2 separate regions of the Homo sapiens genome follow, and region 2 is linked to region 1. A link is an interaction called in ENCODE POLR2A ChIA-PET data of the cell type or tissue named here. Cell type or tissue: OCI-LY7. All regions are shown on one strand.

Region 1 (8,000 bases):
GAAATGGACAAAATGTATGAAGAGACACTTTACTGAAGAGGATATACAGATGACAAATAAGCACATAATAAAATGTTCGACATCATAGCTACTGGGGAAGTGCAAGTTAAAACCACAATGAGATATCACTACATACCCACCAGAATGGCTAAGAGATAATGACACACCAAATGTTGGCAAGGATATAGAGAAATGGAATCACTTATATGTTATTGGTGGAAGTGTAAAATGGTACGGCTACTCTGGAAAAGATTTTGGCAGTTTTTAAAAAAGCTAAATACACAACTACTGTGTGACCCAGCAACTATACCCCTGGGCATTTTCCCCAGATAAATGATTATATATATTAATACAAAAACGTGTACATGAATGTTTATAGACAGTTTATTTGTAATAGGCAGAACTGGAAACAACCCAGATGTTCTTCAATGGGTGAATGGCTGTCTAAAGTGTGATGCATCCATGCCATGGAATACCATTCAGTAATAAAGAGGAACAAACTAATGATGTGTGTGCGTCAAGCCGAATGAATCTACAAAGAATTATGCTGAGTAAAAAAGTCAATCCCCAAAATGTTACATACTGTATGATTCCACTACTATAACATTCTTGACATGACAAAATTATAGAAATGGAGAACAGAATAGTGATTTTCAGGAATTAAGGAAATGGTGGCAGGAGAGGGAAGTTGGTGGGGTTATAAAAGGGCAACATGGTAATAATAATGTCCTTTAACTTGATGTATCACTGTTCAATATCCTGGTTATGACATTGTACTTTAGTTTTGCAAGATGTAATCATTGGGAGAAACTGGGTAAGGGGCCATGAGATTTCTCTGCATTGTTTTTTACAACTGCTGGTGAATCTATAAATATCTCAAAAATAAAGTTTTTAAAAGGCTTAATGAAAAAAACACAAGTCCTTGACTTCATGGAGCTTATAATCTAGTTGGGAGGGAAGATATGGATTATTTTTTAAAGTACAGAAATATATAACTCAAACAGTAACCTCATCTAGTTATGAGGGAAGGCTTTCCTGACTTTTGAGTGACATTTACCATCGGTTAGAAAAGATAAGTAGGCGTTGACTAAGTGAGGGAGAGTGGGTTGTTGCAGGTCTTCCAAAACTGAGGGAGGAGAATAGGTAAAGACCCAGGGTTGGGAAGGAGCATGACACATTGGAGTGATGGAAAGAGGGCTGAATGGCTGGAGCAGTGAACCAGAAGTGATAAGGTGGTGTCAGATGAGGCTGGACTGTTAGGCTACATCAAGCAGGGGCTTGTAGGAAGCTCTAGGATTTTGGCCTTTTAAACAGTGAAAGAAACTGAAAAGTTTTGAGATAGGATCTCGCTCTGTCACCCAGGCTGGAGTGCAGTGGCATGATCAGGGCTCACTGCAGCCTCAACTTCCCGGGCTCAAGCAATCCTCCTGTCTTAGCCACCCAAGCAGGTGGGACTACCTGTAGCAATCCCACTTCAGCCTCCCAAACTGTTAGGATTACAGGTGTGACTCATTGCACCCAGCAAAATGGAAAAGTTTTAAGCAGGAGAGAAACTTATGCAGAATATTACTTTAAAAAGATCAGTCTGACTGCACTGTGGAGAGTGGATTAGGGAGGGAAAGCAAGATCATTAAGGAAGCTAGGTCCAGGTCTCAGGTGATGAAACTGAGATTTTGCTGAAGCAGTAAAAATTGAAAAAAAAATGGATGCATTTAAATGGTATTTAGGAGGTAGAATTCACAGGACTTGGCATTGAATTTGTGTTGGAAAGAGAGGTTTTCAACACCATCCATGGTTTCATGCTTTAATAACTAGATGGCTGGTGGTGCCATTCCCTGAGATAAATATTCAAGTTTTATACAAAAGACCATGAGTTTGGCTTTTTAAATTTGATTTTGAAGTACCTTTGAGATATCCAAGTCAAATAGATATGTCAAGTAGGTAATTGGATACATAAATTTGTACCACACAGAATGATCTGGGCTGGCGATATGAATTGAGAGTCATTGTAGGCAATGTGCATGGATGACAACATATGAGGAAAGAGTGTAGGGCAAGGCCAGATCATAAGATAAAGCCTTGGGGGACAATTTTATTATTATTATTACTATTTTTATAGAGACAGGGTCTTGCTATGTTGCCCAGGCTGGTCTCGAACTCCTGGGCTCAAGCGATCTTCCTGCCTCAGCCTCCCAAAATGTTAGAATTATAGGTGTGAGTCACTGGCACCTGGCTATGGGAACAATTTTTAGTGGCTAGGTAGAGGAGGATGAGTCAAGAAAAGACATGGTCATATGGTGAGAGAGGCAGGAGGGAACTCAAGAGAGTATATTGCCAGAGAAACTGAAGGCTACAAAGAGAGTGTTCAAGAACTCACACTGAGAAGTTACAAAAGGTTAGAACCTAAAATGTATTGGATTTAGCCTCATGGTGGTTGTATTAGTCTGTTCTTGCATTGCTATAAACAAATACCCAAGACTGGGTAATTTATAAGAAAAGAGGTTTAATTAGCTCATAGTTCTGCAGGCTGTATAGAAAGTATAGTGGTATTTGCTTCTGGGAAGGCCCCAGGAAGCTTTTTACTCATGGTGGAGGGGAGAACAGGAGCAGGTGCTTCACATGGTGAAAGCAGGAACAAGAGAGTGAGGTGGGACATGCTACACACTTTTAAACAACCATATCTCATGAGAACTCACTATCTCAAAGACAGTACCAGGAGGGATGGTGCTAAACCATTCATGAGAAATCCACCCCCATGATCCAATCACCTCCCACCAGACCCCACCTCCAACACTGTGGATTATATTTCAATATAAGATTTGGGTGGGGACACAGATCCAAAACATATCAGAGGTCTTTGGTGACTTTGGAAAGACTTGTTTGGCAGATTAATGGGGGAAGAAGCCAAATTAGTTTATCAAAGGCTACATCGTATGCTGAATGACAGATAAGACCATTAGGCTAAAATTCAATTGTTGAATATATTATATTTAATATATATCTATTGCTGGGTAAATAAGTCAATGTATTACATGAGGTAGGTAAAATTATTCACACTATTCAGATTTTTAAAACAGAGTCTTAGAGATGTTAATGTCACATGTCTATTAAGTATTTGAAGTCAAGATTTGCACCTGTAGTCAACAACACGCTGATTCTCTAAACAAAGGCATTATCAAGCAAGGAAAGATTCATGTTTTCCTTTTTTCGTTTTTTGTTTTTTGAAGAGACAGGGTCTCATTCTATCACCCAGATTGGAGTGCAGTAGTGTGATCATAGCTCACTGCAGCCTCAAACTTCCTGGGCTCAAGTTATCCTCCTACCTTAGCCTCCCAAGTAGCTGGGACTACATGCGTGCATCACTATGCCTGGCAAAATTTTTTATTTTTATTTCTTGGGTCCCCAGAAGTTGCCCAGGCTGGTCTCAAACTCCTGGCCTCAAGTGATCCTCTTGCCTCACCCTTCTGAGTGGCTAGGATTATAGGCTGAGGCCACCATGCCCAGCGTTTTTCATTGATTTTTTTTCTCTCATTTTTCACATAAGCTGAGACAGAATGTATGACTTTTGAACACTCTAGAATTTAGGCTTATTGATGTTTTTTTTAAAAAAGAATTTAATTAGGGAAAATAACAAACATACACAAAATTATAGACAATAGCATTGAGTTCTAGCACTCTGAAAAAAGAAAAAGAAAAACAAAGAATAGCATAATTTGTTACCATCAACATTTATTGACTCATGGCTTTTCTGGTTTAATGTATACCCCTAGACATCATCCCTCCTCTCTTTCTGCCCTCCCTACCCTAGCAAATTATTTCAAGGCAAATCCTTGATATAGCTCTTCCTAAAATCCATAGCATTTTTTATTCAAAGTTGTCAATTTTGCCTGCTATGAACTTCCTCTTTTAAACATCTGATCAAACTACCTGATAGTTCAAATAGAAGAGCAGGAAATAAAATTACACCTGAAAGTTATGTAAGTTTTAAAGTTAGTTTTTTCACTTCCTGCAGGTGAAAGGAATCATTTAATTGATTTAACGACAACAGGTGAATGAAGTAAACTGATGTTTCTTTTGAAGTTTAGCTACTTCCTTTCTGCCAGTTGTTTACTATAGTAAAATGATCAGAAAAACTTCATGCATTTTCACATGTAATATTTTATTTTTAAATGTATAAAGACATGGCTTTGGTCATGATTGTTTATAGAGGTCAGATAATGCAAATAACAAGAGTAAATTTGTATTTTTTTTTTTTGAGACAGAGTTTCACTCCTGTTGCCCAGGCTGGAGTGCAATTGCATGATCTTGACTCACTGCAACCTCCACCTGCTGGGTTCAAGCGATTCTCTTGCCTCAGCCTCCCGAGTAGCTGGCATTACAGGTGCCTGCCACCACACCCAGCTAATTTTTGTACTTTTTTAGTAGAGACGGGGTTTCAACATGTTGGCCAGGCTGGTCTCGAACTCCTGACCTCCGGTGATCCACCCGCTTCGGCCTCCCAAATTTCTGGGATTACAGGCATGAGCCACTGTGCCCAGCCAAATTTGTATTTTTTTAAAGATGATGTCTGATTTTTTTAAAGACGAGGTCTCACTGTGTGGCCCAGGCTGATGTTAAACTCCTGAGCTCAAGCAATCCTCCTGCTTCAGCCTCCCAAAGTGCTGGGATCACAGGCGTGAGTCACCATGCCCAGCCAGATCTCTACATTGTAAACATCACAAAGGGTCTTTGGAGATCACTTGTCCTTGGTATCCAGGAAGTCATGGTTCCTCTGTGTGCTTTATGTGACATCATTAAGTGAGGGGTAGCCCATGCTACACCAGGTGCTGAAGGCTGAGACGGTGAGAGCATGAGTGATAAGATGCTCTCTCCCCTTGCTCTCTTTCTGAAGATGACAAACTCCATCTTTTTTCTAAAGTCTTACTAAAGGTGGAAATCTTTTTTCTTCACTTCAATTTTAAAAAATTATTTGTTTTTGTTTTATAGAATAGACTGAGAGTGGGCTTTTAAGAGTAACAAGTTGATTTTGTATTTATATACAAACACTGCATATTGTTGGACACTTATAAATAGGTTGATGAATATTCAGTATATATGATAGATATACAAGCAGTTTGGTGTGGATATATTAAACTTATTGAAAAATTTTTAAAATGTGAGATTTTACATATTTCTGACTTTTTCAAAATTTGAGTTTAGAAGAAAGTTGAAATATAGCTCAGAGCTAATTTTCAGGTTGAGCTCTCTGTAGCCCTAGGTACTCCAAACCAAGTATTTCAAGAGTCACCTGGAGTTGCGATACTTGGCAGTTTAGGGGGCAAGAACCCTTGTACTCTTTCTGTTCCTCCCCTCCCAACTGGGCAGTTGTATTTATTAAGCATCTGCACCATCCTTTGTTGAAGAAAGGGCTCCCCACCTAAGTTTGATAATCAATGGTCTACAAAAATAGCACTATGATGAAATCTGATGTCCTGGGAGGAAGGAATTCAGAACAGAAATAGGAAACAGGTTCCATTTGACAGTTTATTTAGTGCGTTCAGAATAGAAGGTAGAGAAAAAAGTATTGTAATCAAGATAATATTCATCTACAGAGGAATATAGTGAACATGCAGTATTTCTAAAATTGCAGTTTAACAAGAAATAAAAAAAGTACAAATGTTTCTCATTCAAGATAATCCACATTTTGAAGATCTCATTTTACACAAAAAAGGGTAATTAGAACTATAAACAGGTCTTCATTTTATAATAAGCACTTAATATAACTAATGTGCAGTTATGATTTTTAAAATTGGCAAACATGCAAAATTGCATTAAATAAGTTATGTCAGATAATTATCCTTTGTTTAATGTTTATTTACAGCTTGTAATTAATGTTTAATCATTTTGTTGTCAGTGGTGGGAATCCAAATTACACAGCACCAAAATATGTTGTCAGCGGCAAATCCATACGGGTCTGCAACAACAATTCTTGTGTCCTCAGGAGAGAATCTGACTAAGGGGCATAAGGCAGAAGAGACCAAGACAAGTTTTAGAGCAGGAGTGAAGGTTTGTTGAAAAACTTGAGAGGAGGAATGAAAAGAAAGTAAAGTACACTTGGAAGAGGGCCAAGCGGGCATCTTGGAGGACAAGTGCCCCATTTGACCTTGGACGTAGGGTTTTACATGTTGGCATACTTCTGGCATCTTGCATCCCTTTTCCCTTGATTCCTCCCTTGGAGTGAGAGGCCTGTTAGCACTTTGGAGGTAAGCATGCGCAATGTGTTTACTGGAGTTGTACGCATGCTCACTGGAAGTGTTCTTCCCTTACCAGCTGAATGTCCTTAGGAGGTCAGATACCAGTTAAACTCCTCCATTTTGCCTCTTAATATGCATGCTTGAGCCCACTTTCCCAACTCCTTGGATCTTATCGGGAAGCTGCCGATCACCAGTTTTAGGTGTTTCTATCTACTGGGAAACTGCCTTTTCCTGGCACTGGCTGCAATCAATTATTTTAGAGAGAGAGTTTAACAACCGCCTGACATTCCTGGTTGGGGTAGGGGGCACCTTCTCTTGCTCTGTTTATGCCTGAATAGCTACCTACTGTAACCATTTATTTTTCAACATACATTTAATTGAAAAATAATGGAAATACAAAATAGGAAAAGTTATGGTCCCTGGCCTCAAGAAAATCCATCTAGTGGGGCTGAAAAGAAAACTTACAAAACAAGTATCTTACAGCAAAGTGAGGTGAAGAGATAAGACGAATCAGAGTTGGCATGGCTGGGGCAGGTTTACATGACAGAAAGAGGCTTGAGCTGCTACTTGAAAGAAACACAAGACTTTGCAAATTGGGGTGGAAAGCTAAGGGATGCTAGGCAGAGGGTTGATGTGAGCAAGAAATACAATGTGAAGAGCTGTTCACAAGAGAATGAGGGTTTTCAACAGGGAATAATGAGAGAATTGATTGGAGCAAAAGGTTAGGATGAGGAGGTGAAGGAAATTTTTCTTTTTGGAGGGGGGTGGGCAGGGAACAGGGTCCAGCTCTGTGGCCTAGGCTGGAGTTCAGTAACAGGATCATGGCTCACTGCAGCATGGAACTCCTGGGGTCAAGTGATCCTCCCGCCTCAGCCTCCTGAGTAGCTGGGACTAAAAGGTACATGCCACCCCACCCTGGGATTTTATTTTTGAAGCCAAGGATCTCAGTTACCCCAGGGTGAAAGTAGGGTAACAATGTGTATTGCCTTTAGGGGTTCCTATGGAAGTCTCTTAAAGAGATGCTTCTACCCTCCCACCATGAGAGATTCTGATTTTTTCCTTCTTTGCTGTCCAGGTGACAATGTATATAGTATAATGAAGGATGTTACTAAATGACATGTGCTGCACACCTGAGTCTTGTGGAGGCTGAAGAAAAGGAGGCTTCTGTAGAAAATAGGAACTCAGTGAGTGTTTTCAGACAGCTGGGTAATGTGTATGAAGAAGAAAGCTTTGGGCCAGGCACGGTGGCTCATGCCTGTAATCCCAACACTTTGGGAGGCCAAATCTGACAGATCACTTGAGGTCAGGAGTTCGAGACCAGCCTGGCCAACATGGCAAAACCCTGTCTCTACTAAAAATACAAAAAGTAGCCGGGTGTGGCGGTGTACACCTGTAATCCCAGCTACTCGGGAGCCTGAGGCAGGAGAATTTCTTGAACACGGGAGGCAGATGTTGCAGTAACCTGAGATCGCTCCACTGTACTCCAGCCTGGATGACAGAGTGAGACTCCGTCTCAAAAAAAAAAAAAAAAAAGAAAGTTTTGGCTACTGGTGTGTTAGGCTTGGTGGGAGAAACTGAAGGCAGGGAGATGTAAGGAGTTGACTGCAATTGTATAGGAATTGAAGAGGCAGAAAGAATATCTCAATGTTTGATGGTAGAGAAGGTGAATGTCAGAAAAAACAAAGTGGAGCAGACACTGTACTAAGAATAACCATTTTTCAAAGTAGGTATTGTTTCTATTTTACAAACAATATAATCTAGAAATCA
Region 2 (8,000 bases), 190 kb before region 1:
CTATAATATCACTATCTAAAATAATCACTAAATACAGTTCTTTTTCAGAAATAAACAAGCAAAGATTTTTTTCATTATCAAATATCAAAAACATGTTGATAATGTATGTTTTTCAAATAAATGATACTTTAAAATTATAGGAATAATCTCAGTGAATTCAGTGAATGTGCAACCTAAATCAACCAAGTATACTGTAGTACAACCATATTAAGAAACCAATGATCAGAAAATACAACCGTATGAAAGAAATTTATAATCCACAAAACTTTTTCAGGTCTTAAGGTAAAATAGTTCCACAGTCTACAGGTAAAACCAAGGCAACAAAAATGCGTGCTTATCTTGATTAAGTAGGTAATTTTATGCAGAAGATGTAACACTTTGTTTGTAGACAGCATGGTATGCATTTCTCAGCAAGACATAAGGAAAACAAGATTCCAAAAGATCCATTGTAAGGAATGGAGATTCTTGTACAATCTGTAAAATTCAAAAAATCCATCAAAACAAGTTATTTATAACTTGTTTATAAACAAAAATCATAAGTTATTTATAATGGGAACATTTATTGACAACCAGTAAGGCATAACTTCTATATTGTTCTTATTAGCAATAGACACATATTATTTTCCTTTTACTTAATCTAAAATGTAAATGTGCCACAGTGAATGTATATCAAACTGTTTAAAAAGAGCTACTTTTCAATTAAATTTATTTAATCAACAGGAATATATTGAGCACTTTCATTTTCCTCACTGATATACTAGAAATAAAAGACAATACAAAAATATTTTTTTTTTGTACTATCAACTCTACCTGGCAATCAAAGACTAAGCTAGGAAGCAAAACCAAACATAAGACCGACTATAATGAAATGGAAAGCTGTAAATTCTGTAAGAATTCAAAACAGAAGAAAGATTAATGTAGGCCAAAGTAATCAAGAAAGACTATCTGGAAAAAGATTTGAGCTGTGGGATGTGCTAAGTCATTAGGATAAATCCAATTTCTGCAGGTAAGGAAAATAACTCTAAGTGGGGAAAGAGCCACGTGGTAGAAACAAGCAAGAGCTGGTTCACAGATACTGCAGAGAGGGAAGTGACTAGGCACAGAGAATTACAGAAAATTACGAGAAATGGGCAGAATAGAGTTAGAATGTAGAAAACTCAGAAAACTGGAAGAGAGGTGACACCAATACACTAGAAAAATACAAGGCCTGAGTGTTTTCCAACAGGTTGAAAAACTGTTCATAAAAGAATACCCACAGTTAATGCTAACCTTTGATTGTTATCTTCTGATATTACCGAAATGATAAAATATGAGTGATGTCAGTCTTCTCTGCAAATTTTAGAAAGGTGTGGCTTACGTGAAGTGAACAAAAGGGATCAAAAAAAGTATTCAATGACTAAGATGCCAAGAAAAGATTCTCAGGAACGACTGGAACTTTTTTATTGTTAGTAAAAATTAAAATGAGACTTACCATATCTAGCAGTAAATAAACAGATTCTCTATTTCTTGTTGTAGTTTTATCTGTCTCCTGGCCAATTTTCAGTAGACTGGAGGATGCAAGCTTAAAAGTATACATACACATAAAGTGAGTTTGTTAATAAAAGGTTCATCGGTTACTTATTTTAGGTATGTTTCAACTTCCAACACATTTCAATCATTCAGTGCTAAATATAAAATAATGAGCAATTAAATAAGATGAGCTTAGATAGCCTACATTCAAGCAGTAATTTAGAGAGTAATTAAGGCACAAAGAGACACTAACATAATAAATGTAATCAAATATTCTTATTGGTCTTTAAAACTGATTTTTTCAGAACAAGTCTGCTTTTTAAAATGATTCAAATTATTTTCTCTTATCCCATCCCATTATCTATACTGACTATATTTCTTAGTTCCCAAGGAAGAAGACAGTTTCACACTGGATTTGACTTCACAGAAACACTGTAAGATTAAGACATTAAACCCTGAGTGAAGGAATTATTTGCAAATGGAAAGAAACACTTAAAATTTTTAATAGTGTTTTCCTTGAAATAGAAGTTATTTTCTCCTCAAGTTAGTACTATATTTGCATTTGTAATTTAAAAATTATTTTTTAAAAAAGCTGACAGGATTTATAACTGAAAAAGAAGTAAATGTTCTAGAGTTCAGTATGCCATGGTATATCTTTCGTTTAAATAAAATATGGAAAAGGTTATATTAATAAAGAAAAGAAAGAACTACATTGATAGAGAAACTAAAAACCATGTTTCATGAGGCTACATTTAGCACTCCTCTCTCTTGGTAGTGAGTAGTATTTTTAATGATGAATTTTTCACCATTAATTGTCTTTCTCCAAAGAAATGGAAAAAAGTAAAATATGTCTTTTTAGAGGGAATAGCTTCTCTCTTGGCCTCAATTTTCCTTTGCTTTTTTTCTCTTTCAAGCCTAGGAAAATTTCTAGGGCAGTCCAAACATCAGCTTGGGGAAAAAAGGTCATATTGCAGAGCTCTAGAGTTGGGAAAGAGACTTCCGAGTCTAAGGGAAATAACGGACGGCTCCTCGATTTTAATGCCCCACCTTCACCTGTTTCTCCCTCCAAAAAAGAAAATAAACAAATAAAAATAAAAGGAGACTGAAATTCATATACCTGAGAAAATAATTTGAAAACAAAATGCCATTAGAGGACACTAAATAAAATGTAAAAATAAAGAGAATTTATTCTTACATTTTGTGGTTGTGAATTTTAGTTTTCTTTATAAAATGTGATGAGTTTTGTTATTTGATTATACATACCGCCAGAAATTCTTTAAGACGGTCTTCAATGCTTCCTTTGTGAATTGTAAACAAAGCTGCAGCAATCTGGTTGATGGCTTTGGCCAAGCAATGTATGTTGTTGCAATGCCCTGAGAAAATGCAAATAGGGTTGTGTAGACCCCAAAATAGCAAATAATACATAGAAGGCAAATCTTTAATGACTTCACAATCTGCATAAATAGGGGCATAATTAAGAGTAGAGTTGGGACATGACCGGACTTGCTCTCCTTTGACTTTCATGAACACTGATGTTTTTAAAACTAGTTTAACAGGAGAGTAACAAACGATCGTGTATATGTTAAACAGGCAAACACTTCTGAAAACATCTAAAAGAAATCACACATCAGTTTTATAGTAGCTCGGAAATAAAAAGGAAGTGCTTAGCTGCTTTACAACATTTTACCATTCAATCCTTAAAATAATCCTATGAGTTGGATAATCCCTCACCGACCTCTACACACATTCAGGCACACATGAGCTTACTTACACACATTTCATATATCAGGAAACTGCAGTTTAGGAAAAGGGAAACAGACTACCCCATGTTCCACTGCCAGTTAGTGGCAGAACTTAACTCATATTTTATTATAAAATACCAAAACCCATGATTTATTCATCGCCAAAACAATTTTAAACCACTATTACCTTCTATAGCAGGGCTGTACTGAGACATCACATTACTGGCCAGTGTTGGCAAAGAAACTGCCACAAACACCATGAGAAGGCAGGCAATTTTATACTCTTCTTCTGGACTAATGTTTTCTAAGAGACAAAAATTAAGAATAAAATCAAGGTATTTCTTCAAGATTAGTTAAGATTTGATAATCTAAACTAAACAGATTTTTATTTTAAAAATGGTTTACTTTTTTTTTTGAAATAGTAAACTATTTTACTAGCATTCTATAGAATTGGTCACAATTTTGTTATAAAAATATAAAGTAGAAACAGTTTATATTACAATGGACTATTATCAACTACTTAGGCATATTTCAAGGACGTCTGATAAAACAGTAAGGTAAGATTTTATTTTTTTTAATTGTAAGATTATAGAACAAAAAATACAGTTAGGATAACTGCAATCCTACAATTTCCTAATTGAAAACTAATGAGGAATTATTACTTTATGAGACAGTTCTATTTACAATTTAGAAAACTTATAAATTATTCTGCAAAATCACCAAAAAAATCTTAATTACTTTTTGAAAGAGATATGAATATAATTTGAAATTTACTATTTAAAAGACATAAATGTGGAAAGTGGAATGGGTTTTCAACCTCTCTATTTTAGAAGACAGAAGAAACTAGTCATGAATAAAAGAAGACAGAAGAAGACAGAAGAAACTAGTCATGAATAAAAATACCCAGCATTGCTCTAAAGCTTTCAAGACATAACCCTTTCTAAAACATTTATTGTGATATGCACTCAAATTGTGGGTTATTTAGGCTACTAATCACCATTAGATATAATTAAGAATTGAATGTAAGAAAAGAGCTGAAATATGTTTTAAAGATTTGGTCGACTACAAAAAATACAGCTGTAGCAAATCAAGTAATAATTATAATTATCCATGTGACTAAATGTAACATACTGTATGAATGAGGAAACAAAATTGCATTGTTAAATGAAAAAAAAAAAAAAACTGATGAACTCAAACACCATGCTGCTGCCTCAAGGAGGCAGAAGGGGCATTTTAGTAGTAGAAAGAGATGAAATGCTATATTTACTTTGTAGACAAATCAAGAAATATCTACAGGATTCTGAGTACTGCATTTCTAAGGGCTGGTCTTAAAAATTTCTAAATGTTTTATATAAAACTCTTGATGGTGAATAACTCTAGTACAATAAAAACAGAATACCCTTTCCTAGATCTCAATTTTTTGCTATCTACTGGACCATCTCCCATTAGCATACAAATGCTGTAATCTCCTCCATCTTAAAAAAATCCTTCTCTTGACTTTGCTCTTGCCTCCAGCTGGTGAGATTTTATTTCTTTGCTTCCCTTTACAATAGAACTCTTTGAGTTGTCTTCTAGTTATCTCCAAATCCTTTCCTCCTGTTCTCCCTTAATCTCCCTTACTCACTACTCAGCCTTTTGCCCATAAAACCTCACTGACACTGATCTTGTTAGTACCACCAATTAACTCTACATAGCTGATCATTTCCTTTCTATCTTCCTGGAAGCTACCCTTTCCTGGTTTTTCTTCTACTTCATTGGTCCTTTCTTCTCAATTTCTCTAAATTTCTTTTTTCGTGGTTTTTCCTTTTCTCCCTGAGCTCTTAAATCTTAGAATGGCTCAAGGCTCAGACCTGGATCCTCTTCACTGCTGCATCTATATACACTAAATGGCTCAGTAATCTCAACCAATCTTAAGTTCCAGAAGGGTGATGTTTGTGTTTTATGCACTGATATAGTCCAAGTACCAGCAATAATAATAACAAATTTAAAAAGCTGAACACAAAGCAGGCATTTGAATATATGGTTAAATATCATACCTATACCTATGCTGCCCTGGTAACTTTAACTAAGAGTATTAAATATTTACTAATGCATTTTACCCGATTTTTGTGAAGAAAGAGCTACGACCAATGCAGGATCAATCTCACAAGGTAATCCGGCAGCTGATGATAACTCATACACATTCATTGCAACCTGATAAAAACAAAAGAATTACAGAGCAATAAATAGTCTAACAAATTTCTGAGAAAGCTCACTGTTTATTAGAGTCTGCCTAGAAGAACACCAGAGAATTTCGGAAACTTGGCTGAAGCAGAAACTACAGCAAAACTAAGTATACTGAACAACTGATTCAATGTAGGTTGAATACTGTGAGGTGCTGCTGGTTCTAACTTCCTACTGCTAGGCCAAACAAAACTTGTATACTTTCTGTGGCACATTCCAACAGGATAATTCTAAAGTTATCACTTTGCTTGGAAGCATGAATATAAAATATCAAGTCAGAAAAGATGAATAAATGAACAAAGTGAATCAATATTACTAGACCTGTGTTTATCTCCATAGTGGTTTAATGAAAAATTATAGTGGTTCAATGTCTAATCATATCGTATCTATAAATATAGCAAATTACTTATAATAGTTTTTTTAAGGAGTATTCATTTAAAAATCTGATAAGGGAATTTCTAATAACGAAAGTAATTTTTCTGTATCACATATAGATTTCAAATATTCAAGGCATTCTGACTGCTCAATAACCTCAGAAGAAAGCTATCTATATAACTGGTTACCTCTGATATTGCGACAAAAAACCTTAGTATAAAATACGAAGTAAAATAGTATAGCTTAGAAAAACTGGGAACATGGCAGGGATTAAGTTCTAGATTAAAATGTTTGTAATCTATTACTCACTTCACACACAAAAATTAACTCAAAATAAATCATAAACCTAAATGTAAGAGCTAAAACTGTAAAACGCTTAGAAAAAAATATAGGCACAAATCATCATGACACTGCATTAGGCAATGGTTTCTTAGACTGACACCAAAAGCACAAACAAACCCCCAAAAACAGATAAAATGGACTTCATTGAAACTAAAAGACATCATCAACCTATAGAATTAGAGAAAAGATTTGCAAATCATGAATCTGTTAATGGACTTGTATCCAAAACATATGAAGAACTCACAAATAGAAAAAGACAACCCAATTTAAAATGTCAAAGGCTTTGAATGGTTATTTCTCCAAAGAAGATATAGAAATAACCAGTAAACATATGAAAACATGTTCAACATAATTTGCCATCAGGAAAATGCAAATATAAACAATGAGATGCCACTTCACACTCACTAGATGGCTATGATTAAGAACACAGACAATTACAAGTATTAGTGAAGATGCAGAAAAAATGAAACCCTCATACAATGCTGGTAGGAATGCAAAATGACACACCCAATTTGAAAACAGTTTAGCAGTTCCTCAAAAGGCTAAACATACAGTTTTCATATGACCCTGCAATTCTCTCCTGGTATATATTCAAGAGAAATAATACACGTTCACACATTAAAAACTTGTACACGGATGTTCACAGTAGCAGTGTTTCTAATAGCTAAGAAGTGAAAACAACCCAGATGTCCATCAATTGATGTGAATAAACAAAATGTTGTATACCCATACAATGAAACATTATTCAACAATCATTAAAAAAAGTACTGATATATGCTGTAATATGTATGAATCCTGAAAATATGCCAAGTGAAAGAAGCCAGTATCAGAAGACTACACATGATGATTTATGTAAGTGTCCAAAGTAGGCTAATTTAAACAGAAAGTAGATTAGTCGTTGCCTAGGGCTGGGGATGGGGGAGAAGTGGAATGGGGAGTGACTGCTAATGGGTACAAGGCTTCTTTTTGGGGATGATGAAAATGTTCTAAAACTGACTTTAGTGATGGTTGAACAACTCTGTCACTACACTAAAAACCACTGAATTGTGCATTTTAAATGAGTAAATTTTCTGATAGGTGCGTTATAACTCAATAAAGCTGTTTAAAAACATGTTTTTGTTTTTTGTTGTTTTTTTTTTTAAAAGTTAAGTTCTATTGAAAGTTTGCTGGAAACTAAACATGATTATGTCAGGTGAAAAGTGAATGGTTGCTCAGAATATTAATTAGAATTCTTATAATTCTGCACATCAGTGTCTTCTCAAGAACTGATTAGTTTTTGTCTCCTTAACTTTATTTTTTCTGCAGTGTTTCCACTTAGGAAATCATTTTGAGCTATTTGTACATAGTTTTCAATCATAGAATCACAAGACAATCACTGATCTCAAATGTTTATTCTGCACAAAACACTGTAAGAGAAACAACAGCAACAACACCAAAAAAACAAAGTCTGGGTCTTCAAGATATATACCATTTGGTATAAATATAAGTAGAAAAATAGAATTATAATACAAGGCAGATTATATTCAACTCCACAGGAGATAAACAAGTTCTCTGATAACACTAAGAAAGAAGAAGTTCTTTATCATTGGAGAATCTAGGAATGGTTCTTAGAAAATGGCAATTGAATCAAGCCTTAAAATACAGGCAGGATTTCAAAAGGCAGAAAGAGAAAAGGTTGGTATTTTCAAGTAGAATAAATTAGAAGGTAAAACAGATAGATGTGAGAATGCAACAGAAAGATCTAGTTAGCTCACAGAATACCATATAAAAAGAGGGACAGAGTAAGAAAGAGAGTGAGAGAAGGAAGAA

The links. ChIA-PET counts read pairs that join two places held together with the same protein. Peaks named below come from ENCODE experiments on the same cell type or tissue, not always from the same donor. Only the 100,000 strongest peaks of a DNase experiment are listed, where the experiment ranks them.
Region 2: POLR2A ChIA-PET joins it to region 1 with 23 read pairs; 3 of 35 experiments call an interaction of 5 or more read pairs at or near these places.

Annotation. Positions count from the first base shown.
Region 1 is chr2:183,112,698-183,120,697 of GRCh38, forward strand. It overlaps a transcript of NUP35 not described here. Among named protein-coding and RNA genes, the nearest start is that of NUP35, 7.7 kb to the right of the region's middle. In OCI-LY7, no CTCF peak of the experiment used is centred here; a DNase peak (open chromatin) is centred at 4,794; H3K27ac peaks cover 652 bases.
Region 2 is chr2:182,925,345-182,933,344 of GRCh38, forward strand. NCKAP1 (NCK associated protein 1) reads right to left here. Exons shown (of 31, transcript NM_013436.5): 27 at 5,351-5,444; 28 at 3,439-3,555; 29 at 2,773-2,882; 30 at 1,472-1,561; 31 at 1-474. The coding sequence ends at 358. Among named protein-coding and RNA genes, the nearest start is that of FRZB, 63 kb to the left of the region's middle. In OCI-LY7, no CTCF peak of the experiment used is centred here; no DNase peak of the experiment used is centred here.